Linked DNA regions of Homo sapiens: region 2 is linked to region 1. Evidence: chromatin loops called from intact Hi-C (ENCODE). Cell type or tissue: PC-9. All regions are shown on one strand. Links, peaks and the distances in the headings refer to the core of each region. The heading gives the core; the rest is flanking DNA. Region 1 overlaps LOC124901607 (a long non-coding RNA gene). Region 2 overlaps MTURN (maturin, neural progenitor differentiation regulator homolog).

Evidence for each region. Hi-C counts contacts between places; a loop is a spot of excess contacts. Peaks named below come from ENCODE experiments on the same cell type or tissue, not always from the same donor. Only the 100,000 strongest peaks of a DNase experiment are listed, where the experiment ranks them.
Region 2: it touches region 1 in a loop (10-fold over the local background); 1 of 110 quality-filtered maps calls a loop at or near these places.

Annotation. Positions count from the first base shown.
Region 1 is chr7:30,224,534-30,229,915 of GRCh38, reverse strand. It overlaps LOC124901607 (a long non-coding RNA gene), which reads right to left. Exons shown (of 3, transcript XR_007060274.1): 2 at 2,171-2,266. Among named protein-coding and RNA genes, the nearest start is that of ZNRF2, 57 kb to the left of the region's middle. In PC-9, for the core only: a CTCF peak has its summit at 2,983; DNase peaks (open chromatin) are centred at 2,925, 3,815 and 5,075; H3K4me3 peaks cover 500 bases; H3K27ac peaks cover 2,769 bases.
Region 2 is chr7:30,140,313-30,145,694 of GRCh38, reverse strand. The region is part of intron 1 of MTURN (maturin, neural progenitor differentiation regulator homolog); the gene reads right to left. Among named protein-coding and RNA genes, the nearest start is that of MTURN, 8.0 kb to the right of the region's middle. In PC-9, for the core only: no CTCF peak of the experiment used is centred there; DNase peaks (open chromatin) are centred at 1,724 and 2,764; H3K4me3 peaks cover 888 bases; H3K27ac peaks cover 1,659 bases; H3K27me3 peaks cover 501 bases.

The sequences.
Region 1 (5,382 bases), core at 294-5,293:
GATTAGTGTCCTTATAAAAGGGCTTGAGGTTGAAGGGAGTGTCTCCAGCCCCTCCATCCCTTCTGCCATGTGAAGACACAACATCCCTTCTGCCATGTGAAGACACAACATCCCTTCTGCCATGTGAAGACACAACATCCCTCCCCTCCAGAGGATGCAGCAACAAGGGACCATTTTGGAAGCAGAGAGCAGCCCCCACCAGACACCAATCCTGCTGGCACCTTGACCTGGGACTTCCAGCTTTCAGAACCATGAGAAATAAATGTCTATAGTTTATAAATTACCTAGTCTGTGGTATTTTGTTATAGCAGCACAAATGGACTAAAACAGAGGGCAGAGGGAGAGGGAGCTTTCTAAAGCTCAACCCTAAACCCTTTCACTTGCTAGCTGAGGCAAGTTGCTGAAACTGCCTCTGCCTTAAATTCCCCATCTGTGAAATGGGAATAATAGAGATGCTTACCTCATGGGCTGCTATGAGCACTAAATGAGATAATTCATGTAAAGTGTTTAGAACAGTGATAGGTCGTAGAAGCACTCATAAATGATAGCCATGATTGTTCTTAATTTATACCTGTAGAGTCTGAATTCTAGGCAGGTAACCACTTCCCCAGCCACTGCATTCATCCCATTTAAACACCCTTGCCACTATGCAGTTGCCACCAAGCATTGAACAGTTTCCTAGACCAGCGCTGCCCAATAGAAAGTCAATGCAAGTCAATAAGTAATTTTTAATTTTCTTTTTAAAAATAATTTCAACTTTTATCCTAGATCCAGGGTTACATATGCAGGTTTGTTACATGGGTATATTGTATGATGCTGAGGTTTGGGGTACAATGGATGCCATCACCCAAATAGTGAGCATAGTACCCAATAGTTAGTTTTTCAACCCTTGCCCCACTTCCTTCCTCCTACCTCTAGTAGTCTCTATTGTCTATTGTTGCCATCTTTATATCCATAAGTAGCTAATGTGTAGCTCCCACTTACAAGTGAGAACATGTGGTATTTGCTTTTCTGTTCCTGCATTAATTTGCTTAGGATAACGTCAAATTTTCTAGTAGTTACGCTAAAACAAGAAAAGAAGGAACAGGCGAGATTAATTTCATAGTGTATTTTATTTAACTCAGTATGTCTAAGATATTATCATTTTGACATGTAACCAAGATAAAAATTATTATGGATATATCTATGTTTTGGTACAAAAGCTTCCAAATCTGGTGTTTATTTTATGCTTACAGCACATTGCAACTTGGACTAGCCATGTTTCACACACTCAATAGCCACACATGTCCTGTGGCCACCATATTGGCCTGTGCAGCTCTGGATCCTTGCTGCCTATGGTGGCCTGCTAACCAGTTGCATCTGCACCGGCAGGCCAGATCTACCAAGTCAGAAGCTGCATTTCAGCAAGATCCCCAGGCGATACGTGTACACATTAAGGTTTGAACAACACTGGGCTAACACTATCGGCTAAAAGCAAACTTGGAGCTTGTAGAAAGCAAGAAGGAGCTCTCCCCTCTCACCACTCATTCTTTGTGCCTCTTTTGAGACCCCTCCAGAGAGCTTCAAAAATGTAATGCCTAGACCCTACTCCTGAGATTCTGATTTAACTGGTTTAACGAGGGACCTTGGAAATAGGAATCGATTAAGACGTTCCACAGGTGATTCTGACACGTAGCCTGGTGGAGAATCACGGGCTAACCCAACACTAAACACTGTGGCCTCATTCAGCTGCCAAACACACCTGAACTACATCCTTTCAGGCTTTGGAGTAAGTCAGGTTGAGCAACACAGCTCAGTATAAGCAGCTAAATCTCTGTAAAATTGTTCAAATGGTCCCAGTTGTCTCACAAACTCCCAGAAATTAATGCCATATGTGAAAATCGTATCCCTTTGGGAAAATAAGACATTCTTAATGTGGCTGCTGCTGTCCATTACTGGCTGCAGTTTGCTAGCTCAAGTAATTCCCTTTTGGTTACCAAGATATAAGGAAAATATAGAATGTATATATTTATTAAATTATTAATTATCCTACTAAAAGTCCTCATGTTCAACATATTAATATTGTTGGTCATTTCCAGGAAATAGTTAAATTCCACAGACATTTATTGAGTCCCTACTGTGTTCCAGACCTAAAGGGGCTGCAAAGATGTTTCAATAAAACAGATCCTACCTTCAAGGACCTCACCACCTTGTGGGGACCCAGCAAGGGCCTGGGATTCAGGAGAGTCGAGTCTTATCTGTCCTTCAGTTTCTCAATCTGTAAAAACTCAAATAAAATAGAACATGTTTATTACCAGTACTTAGAGCATCTAAAGGATTTCAAGCATCATCACTTTTTAACATTATTGTTGGCATTTTTTAACCTTAAAAAGTAATCTCAATGTATACATTTTCTAAAGTCACTCATTTTCTTCTTGAAAAGAAAGCTTTCTGGATAAGGCATAAATATAACTTTAAGTCATTGTGGGTCCAACTTGATCATTTTCCCCCACTGTTTTGAAATACTATATATTTAATATAATAATGAAATGGTTAGGGACATGCAGTTTTAAATTATGCAAATCACAAATGCTGGAAAGGAAGACATTTTGGTACTCTATTTCTTTCCAGAATTCTTGTGTGTGGGTTGGGTGGGTGTGCACATGGGCACGTGTTTGCATTTTTTCTTGCCTGAAAAGGAACACGAAAAGGCAGAAGAGGAAAGAGAAGGGACAGTTAAAAAGACAGTGACCCTGTCTCAAAACAAACAAACAAAAAAAAACAGTGAGCGAGGCAGCGGGAGGTGTAAGCAGAGAAGAAGGAGAAAACATGGCTTTGAAAGGCTACCTTGAGGGAGAACACAGGACTGGTGAGAGGAGAAAAACCACGGTTGGAGGCCACCTGCCCCACCTGCTGGCAAGGACCTAAGTTTTCCCTGGAAGCGGACTGCGCTGCCCCTGCTGGAAATTGACAGGCCTTCTGCCCAAAGGAAAAAAAAGTCCCATTTTAAGAACAAATCAAGTTGACAACACATTGCCATTCTGTCTTACCGGGTTGAGTCTTAGTGTAGCCACTTTGAGGAGCCATTTAACAGGTATCAGGCTGCCTGCTCATAGCTGAAAAGCCTCCCCAACAGAACATATGGCTCAGAGCTGGCCCCTGCTCCCTTCACACAATTCCTCTCCACCTCGTCCCTCCCTCACCGTGTGTGCAGCCAGGTGACGGGGCTTGGCAGGTGCCTCTCTGGCTCTCACTTGCAATCCTCCATCATGGTACCCTCACATCCTTCTGGGCATGCAGGCAGCAGTTTGGCTCGTGAGATCGTAAATGTCAACCTGCCATCACCTGTCTTTCCTTGCTCATCACCCTGAGGGGCAGAGCTGACCCGAAGCAGACAGCAAGCACCATCGTGGGAGGCAAAATGGATACACCGAGCCAAAGGAGTGTGATTAAAAGGCCTAACTCCCTTCTCTCCCTATTGCTGGCATTGGCCCTGCTAAGCCCATCTCCCAGGAAGATTGCCTTTGTGATTGTGTGTCACCCAGAAAAGAATAATAGCACGTTTCTCCAAGTCCCTTCTTGTGAAAATATAACATGTCAGGAAAGAGGGGGAGAGATGGAGGGGCAGGAGAGAAACTTTGCAGCTGACACCAGCTGTAGCTGTTTCCCCATTTCTGGATGCCTGCATGGTTCTGCTAAATGGTGGGGGAGCAGCTGGGGCAGCCAGGGAGGGAGCTGAGGCCTGGCAGTGATTCAGACACACAGAGCTTGCTGAACCAGTGTGTTTTATAAGAAGGTGGCAGAAAAGGGAAGTGGAAAGGGAATGACTAATAAGGAAGTAATTTTGAAACAGAAACCTGTCTGGATTTGGAAGCCAGAGTGACAGCCCCAGGTGGGAGAAGGAGCAAGCCTGTTATTAGAATTGACGAACACATAAGTGCTGTATCACTCCCCAAGAGCCCTGCCTGTCTCCCTCTCAACTCTCGCACAAGTGGCCCTGTATCAGGAGTGAACCACACAGAAACAAAGTGCTTTAGACAGACGCAGGATTTACACTGCCAGAGCCTCAGCTGAAGAGGCCTGACCCATGTGGAAGGCCTGCAGATAAGAGAATGAGTGCAAAAATAGAAGGATCAAGAGATTAATTATAAAGCAAATATAGCAACAGAGCAGAAAATGCGGACAATTGAAGGGGAAAATCCATGCTATTCCACCTGCCTAATGATGGTATTTTCATTCTGTGAATGCTTTCCTAGCCTTGCCCACATATACACATTTTTACAAAATTTTCAGTGTACCCAGAATTTCATACTTGCTTTTTTCATTTGTCTTTACATCAGAAACATTTCTCCTGCTATTTCACACTGTTCTTATCACTGGTAATTGCTATAAAATATTTTACCTAATGGATATACCACAATTTACTGAAATATTTACTCTGTAAGTAGATTGCACTTTTAAAAAAAAGACGTATTTGAGGTATAATTGATATACAACAAACTGTACAAATTTAAAGTGTATAATTTGATAAGCTTGACATGAGTCAGCCTGTAAAACCATCACTACAATTAAAATAAAAACATATCCCTCACCCCTCCACCAAATTTCCTGCAACCCCTTTGCAACCTCTCTCTCTTCTCTGGGTCATTTCTACTTGTTAGGTTTTTATTTTGGTGGTCTTCCATGCCTCCTTGTATTCATACACTTGTGTAGTCTCCTCTCCCTTGAATCTGGGCTGCCTTGTGATCTATTTTAAATAATGGAATGTGGTGAAAGTGATGCTATGCTAGTTTCAGGCTTAAGCCTTAGAAAAGACTAGCAGTTTATGTGTTTGCACTCTTGAAATGTTTCATCTTGGAATTTAGCTGTCATGCTGGGAGGAAGCTCAAGCAACGACATAGAAAGGACCCCTGGAAGAAAACCAAGACCCCTGGCTGAGAGCCCTAGCTGAGCTCCCAGGCAGCAGCCAGCAGCCACAGCCAGCCATTTGGACATTTCAAGCATACTAGTGCTCCAGCCCACACCACATGAAGAGAACTGCCCAGTCAACCCACAGAGTCCTGAGAAATTATAAATCATCATAGTCTAAGCCACTAAGTTTCTTGAAGTGGTTTGTTACACAATTATGAGTAAGCAAAATAGGCTGAGAACACAAGCGATTTTTGTTAGGATGGAGAGACCCATTCTTGGAGAGTCCCATGAAACAGAAACAGAGAAGTGAAGCAGGATTTTTTTCAACCCCATGTCACTCTCCAGCTCTTGCCTCCTTTACCGCTAAATTTCTTAACAAAGTGCTGATCCTTGCTGTCCATCCTTCCTTGCCTTGAGCCCACTCTTAAAATTGGCCTTCCAATGGTCCTATCACCTTTAAAAATGCTCTTCCTGGAGTCACCAGTGAATTTT
Region 2 (5,382 bases), core at 298-5,297, 84 kb after region 1:
GGTAAATTTACTTCCAAATGCAAATAACTTAAGAGAACCCACCAAGTCACCACTATGTCACTGGAAAACAAAGGCTTTCTGAAAACTTCCCTTCCCTAAAATGCTTTAAAAGGACATCATACCGAAGCATCATTTCACAATCTAACACATACTAAGAGGAGATCGGTTTTAGATTTTTTGTTTCTTTTTCTTTTTCTTTTTCAGACAGGGTTTTGCTCTGTTGCCCAGGCTGGAGTGCAGTGGCATGATCTTAACTCACTGCAACCTCTTCCTGCCAGATTCAAGTGACCCTCCCATCTTGGCCACCCAAGTAGGTGGAACTACAGGTGCGCACCACCACACCTGACTAATTCTTTGTATTTTTGGTAGAGACAGGGTTTCGCCATGTTGCCCAGGCTGGTCTCGATCCACCTGCCTCAGCCTCCCAAATTGCTGGGACTACAGGCGTGAGCCACCATGCCCAGTCTAGGTTTTATTTTTTCTGAAGACTGGGTAAGGCTTTTTTCCATGTGAGGATATCCATTTTAGCACATCTTTAAGACTAGGCAAGCCTCTCTCATAAATGTTCAAAGACCTGGAACAAGGCCAAGAAATAGGTTTGAGCATTCTTAATGCAGAATACCCTGCCCTGCATATCTAAGCAAGTCAGGGACACGGGGCTTCCAGGGTAACATCAGAGTATCTGTCAGGTACCAAGAATCACTCTTTAGTGGGGACGGATCCAGGATGGCTAAACACTGGCAAAAAAAAAAAAAAAAAAAAAAAAGTATTGAGGTCTGGGAGAAAGAAAGACATCTGGCAGATAAGAACAAGATGCAGCGGCCAGATAGCAGGATAGAAGACTTATGTGGAGACATGGTCCATGCCAAGCACACACTGGCCCCATATCCCTATCACTCAATAAACACATTTCCTCTCCTTTCTTCTCATTGCAGGGTTTCTGAGAACTAGACCTACAGACTTAAAATACTGCTCAGATCCAAATGAGAATAACTAGGTGCCAATGTACCATCTTTATACCCCAATTATCTGTGTTTCATAGTTGCAAAGGTCCATTTTCGACACACGTTGCTCTCATGCCAGCAGACTTCTCTAGAGGCTTCCCCAACCCAATAAAGACAACGTCTGGGCTCTCTAGCTTTAGCGAACAGCTCAAATGCTCTTCCCTACTAATTAGAGACCCTTAAAGCTGTCAAACCACCACAATGTCATTTATGTAATAGTCTCTTCCATTGTACAAAAGTGTAATGGTACAAAGTACTTGTATATCCATTATGCCAGTTGATTCTTAATCAGTGGAGATTCTGGAAGAACAACAAAAGTTCTACTTAGTAAGTTCTGCTCAGCATCCATTTTCATACTCAAATGTGTAAAAGTTCCAGCTTATTTCAAATTATTATCCAAGTTAAAGAGGGGATTAACATCTACCACCACATTTCAAAAACTTGAAGCCTGTCCTCTGTAGACTTGTGAAGATGACAGAGTTAAAAGCTGAGTAAGTACCTGGCACAGTGCCTAGCTGACATGCAGTGAATATTCAGTAAATGGTGGACTTAAGTACCTTCTTTCCCCCTTTGCATCTGCAGGAGGATGGGGGAGACAGAGGGGAAGGGGTGGGCTTACCATCTGCCACAAGGCTATGGTCACACAATGAGTAAATCAGACACCCAATGTGACTCACTGAGAGCACTGCCTGAGGCAACTCAGGTTGCGGTTAATTCAGAAGCAGGTGCACCTATGAAAAGCTTGTAAACCTACTTTGTTAAAAAGTAAGTACATCTGGGCTTTAAATTACAAAGTAAACTTAGAAAAGTATATCACTCAAACAATAACAGAATCATAAACTGCAGTGTAGCCACCACTGCTTGGTAATCAGACAGTATATTTAGCTAAGTGTTTCTAAGGCATTTCTAACCTCATGAAGAGATTGTTCACACCACAATTTCCATTACTCTCCTTTTAGAGCAATTTAGGACTATATGTTGAAGGAAGACTTAATACCCACGAAAGGGCCTTCTGTCTGAACTTCCTTCATTTGGCTATCTCCACCTATTACCAGTTCTGTTAGGTTTTGGGGTTTAAAAAATGTTGTAACTGAATCCTTGTCCACATGATAGAGTGGCATGGGGTTTGGACTCAGATTCGGGTGTACACGGTCACTTAAAAGACATCATTTACTAAATGCTAGTTGTCTCATATCCATTGTATCTCATAACAAGGAGGTGTTCCATTTAAATTCCTTCCTTTCAAAATGAATCAAGGCAGCCGGCAAGGTATCACGAGATACAAGACAAAATGAACTAAAAATTAAGTCTGTCATTGGGAAAAAAAAAAAAAAAGGACAAAGGGAGGGAAATAAGATCCAAGAGTGAGACCAGGACAAACAGAGCAAGGTATGAGGGCCTGGCTACTTACTACAGACGGGACACAGATTTGCCAGCAAAGCTTTCTAAGTAGCCCATGCAAAGAAAGAGGCACTATCAATCTCACGAGGTAGTGTCCACAGATAAAACAGACGTGCTCTTCAGGAAAATTAACAGGCAGGGGGTTGGGGGCAGAGCGGTTATTCTCTTAGGAAGATACAGGGGCCCATTCCAAAACCAAGCGGAGTGGAGAGACCATCTATGGGCAGGGCTGGTGCTCCTGAGAACAGGATTTAGTCCTGTACAAAGACAAATGCACAACTGAAGGCCCGGAGTCCTGTGCCACTGGGCGTGGCCACAGTAACTTCAACTTGGAAAATATTTTAAGCATGTGTAACCAAATACTCATTTTGACCAGGAAAAAAACTACAGCAGGAATCAGAGAACCTCTAGCGCTGAACAATGCAACGCCCTGGCAAACATGAATCTGGGTACGGAAAGTACTGACTCTCTAATAAGGCGGTAGTCAGAGCGTCAACAGCCTGCAGGACTCCCTTGGACTAAAGGAGAAATGCCTGGAAAGGCTTCAGGGAGTAGAGGGAAGCGGTTCTCAAGCTTCAGTGTGGATCAGAGTTGCGTGCTGGGGGGGCAGAGTTTAAATTGCAAAGTTAACTGAGAAAAGTGTATCACTCAAACACAATGACAGAATTGCAATGTATCCACCTCTGCTTGGTAATCAGTTTATTTAGCTAATGAACTATTCAGTGAGCTGAGAATATGTATTTCCAACAAATTCCCAGCTGACGCTCATGTGGCTGGTTCTGGGACCACACTTTGAGAACCATGGGCACAGCAGAACTTTGGCTAACTACATATTTGAAGGGGGTTGTGGGTGGTGTGACATTTAAATATCTTTCCGGGAGAACTACAGCAATTGCCATTACTGACTATAGCCAGCTCCAAATCTCAGGTTGGCCTGAGCTGCAGTGAAGTGGCTGTCATCGAACCTGGCCTGAGTGGTCTACTCTTTCCTACAGAAAATCCGATAAGCACTTTGATTTGAGTATAGGCCATCTGCGACCCTTCTTCCTGTGAAGTCAGGCCAGAGTTTATCATAAAAGCTTGCCCAGCTTAAGAGAATATAACTATGTCACCTGCAAATAGGAAAATGAGCACCTTCCTGTTTTGTACAATGTAGATCGGAATATCCAGTTTATCAAAAAGTGGTCTCCAGTCATTAAAGTAGTCCAACCCTACAGACATTTTTGGGGGAGCACAATGTGTGCACCCCTACTATTCTAAATCCTGGTGGGTATGCAGCTGGACTTCCTGGTGCTTAAGCAGGGTGGGGGTGGCAGGGGAGGTAAGAACACACTCCTGTGTCTCCTCCCTCTGGGGCCCTTGCTCTGGGACTCACTCTTACTGGAGTACTGAAGTGGGGGTTTTCTGCCACTCGGTACCGAGGGAGTCCATTTTGAATTGGTGTGTCTTAATCCAAAATGGATCCCTGGCCAGGCCTGGTGGCTCACACCTGTAATTCCAACATTGTGGGAGGCCAAGGCGGAAGAGCTGCTTGAGACCAGGAGTTCAAGACCACCTGGTCAACAGAGCAAGACTCCAGTCTCCACAAAAAATAAGAAAAATAGCTGGGTGTGGTGGTGCGCACCTGTAGTCCTGGCTACTTGCCAGGATGAAGCAGCAGGCTGCTTCAGCCCAGGAATTTGAGGTTACGGTGAGCTCTGATCACACCATTGTACTCCAGCGTGAGCAAGAGTGAGACCCTGTTTCCAAAATAAAATACCAAAACAAAACCCTGATTCTTGTCCTGGAAACAGATGGCAGAAAAAGATAAAAGCCACAGTCCACCACACGCCTCCCAACATATTTCTTTTTTTCTCTTTTTTTTTTTTTTTTTTTGAGACGGAGTCTTGCTCTGTCGCCCAGGCTGGAATGCAGTGGTGCGATCTTGGCTCGCTGCAACCTCTGCCTCCCGGGATCAATTGATTCTCCTGACTTAGCCTCCCAAGTAGCTGGGATTACAGGCGCCCACCACCACGCCCAGCTAATTTTTGTGGTTTTAGTAGAGACGGGGTTTCACCAGGCTGGCCAGGCTGGTGTCGAACTCCTGACCTCAGGTGATCCGCCCGCCTCGGCCTCCCAAAGTGCTGGGATTACAGGTGTGAGCCACTGCACATGGTGGGAAGAGCACAGCTGGCCATACCTAGGACTAGCCCGATCTGTGTGTCAGCCACTGACCCATTTTACCAGTGAGGAAATTGAGGCTCAGGGAGGTTAAGTAACTTGCCTGTGGTCACACAGGGAACAAGGGCAGAGCCAGAATGTCAACGGAGGAGTGTGCACCCTTTCAACTACACTCTGTGCGCAATGTTTAACCGGAGCCTCGTGTATTCATTTGTAAGTCACAGAAAATAATTATATTTACAGGGGGAATCTAAAGATTTCAGGGGACAACCTGTAGACTGACTCTCATTTAGCAGGGGCCCAATAAGCGATTATGCCCATCCACTTGAGCTTGTATTGACGTAACTACTCTCCTCATGACTACCACTCAAAGAATATACAAAGGACCTCTCATTTTCCCAGAAATAACCTCTCTATATGAACAGGCACAGCCAATGTGGAATGGCCTTATGTCTACTGAGCACATCACATGCACAGCTCTTCATTTCATCCCCACACTAATCATGTAATACAGGCATGACTGTCCCTATCTGACAGAGGAGGAAACAGGGTAGAGTTTAAATCAACAAGAAAGTACTTTCTCTCCACTATACCAGCACATAAGCGGGACTCAATCTCATTTAAATAAGTTCTATTTTCTTTATCCAAATAAGAAGGCTGTTATTTGATCACATAGTTAATAATAAAGATGTGTTCAGACCACAAATGGGGATACACACACACACACACACACACCCCTCTACAAACACATGTAAAATTAAATCACAGTCCTGCCATAAATAAAGCCTTTTTCTTTAATAATATCATGATTACTACC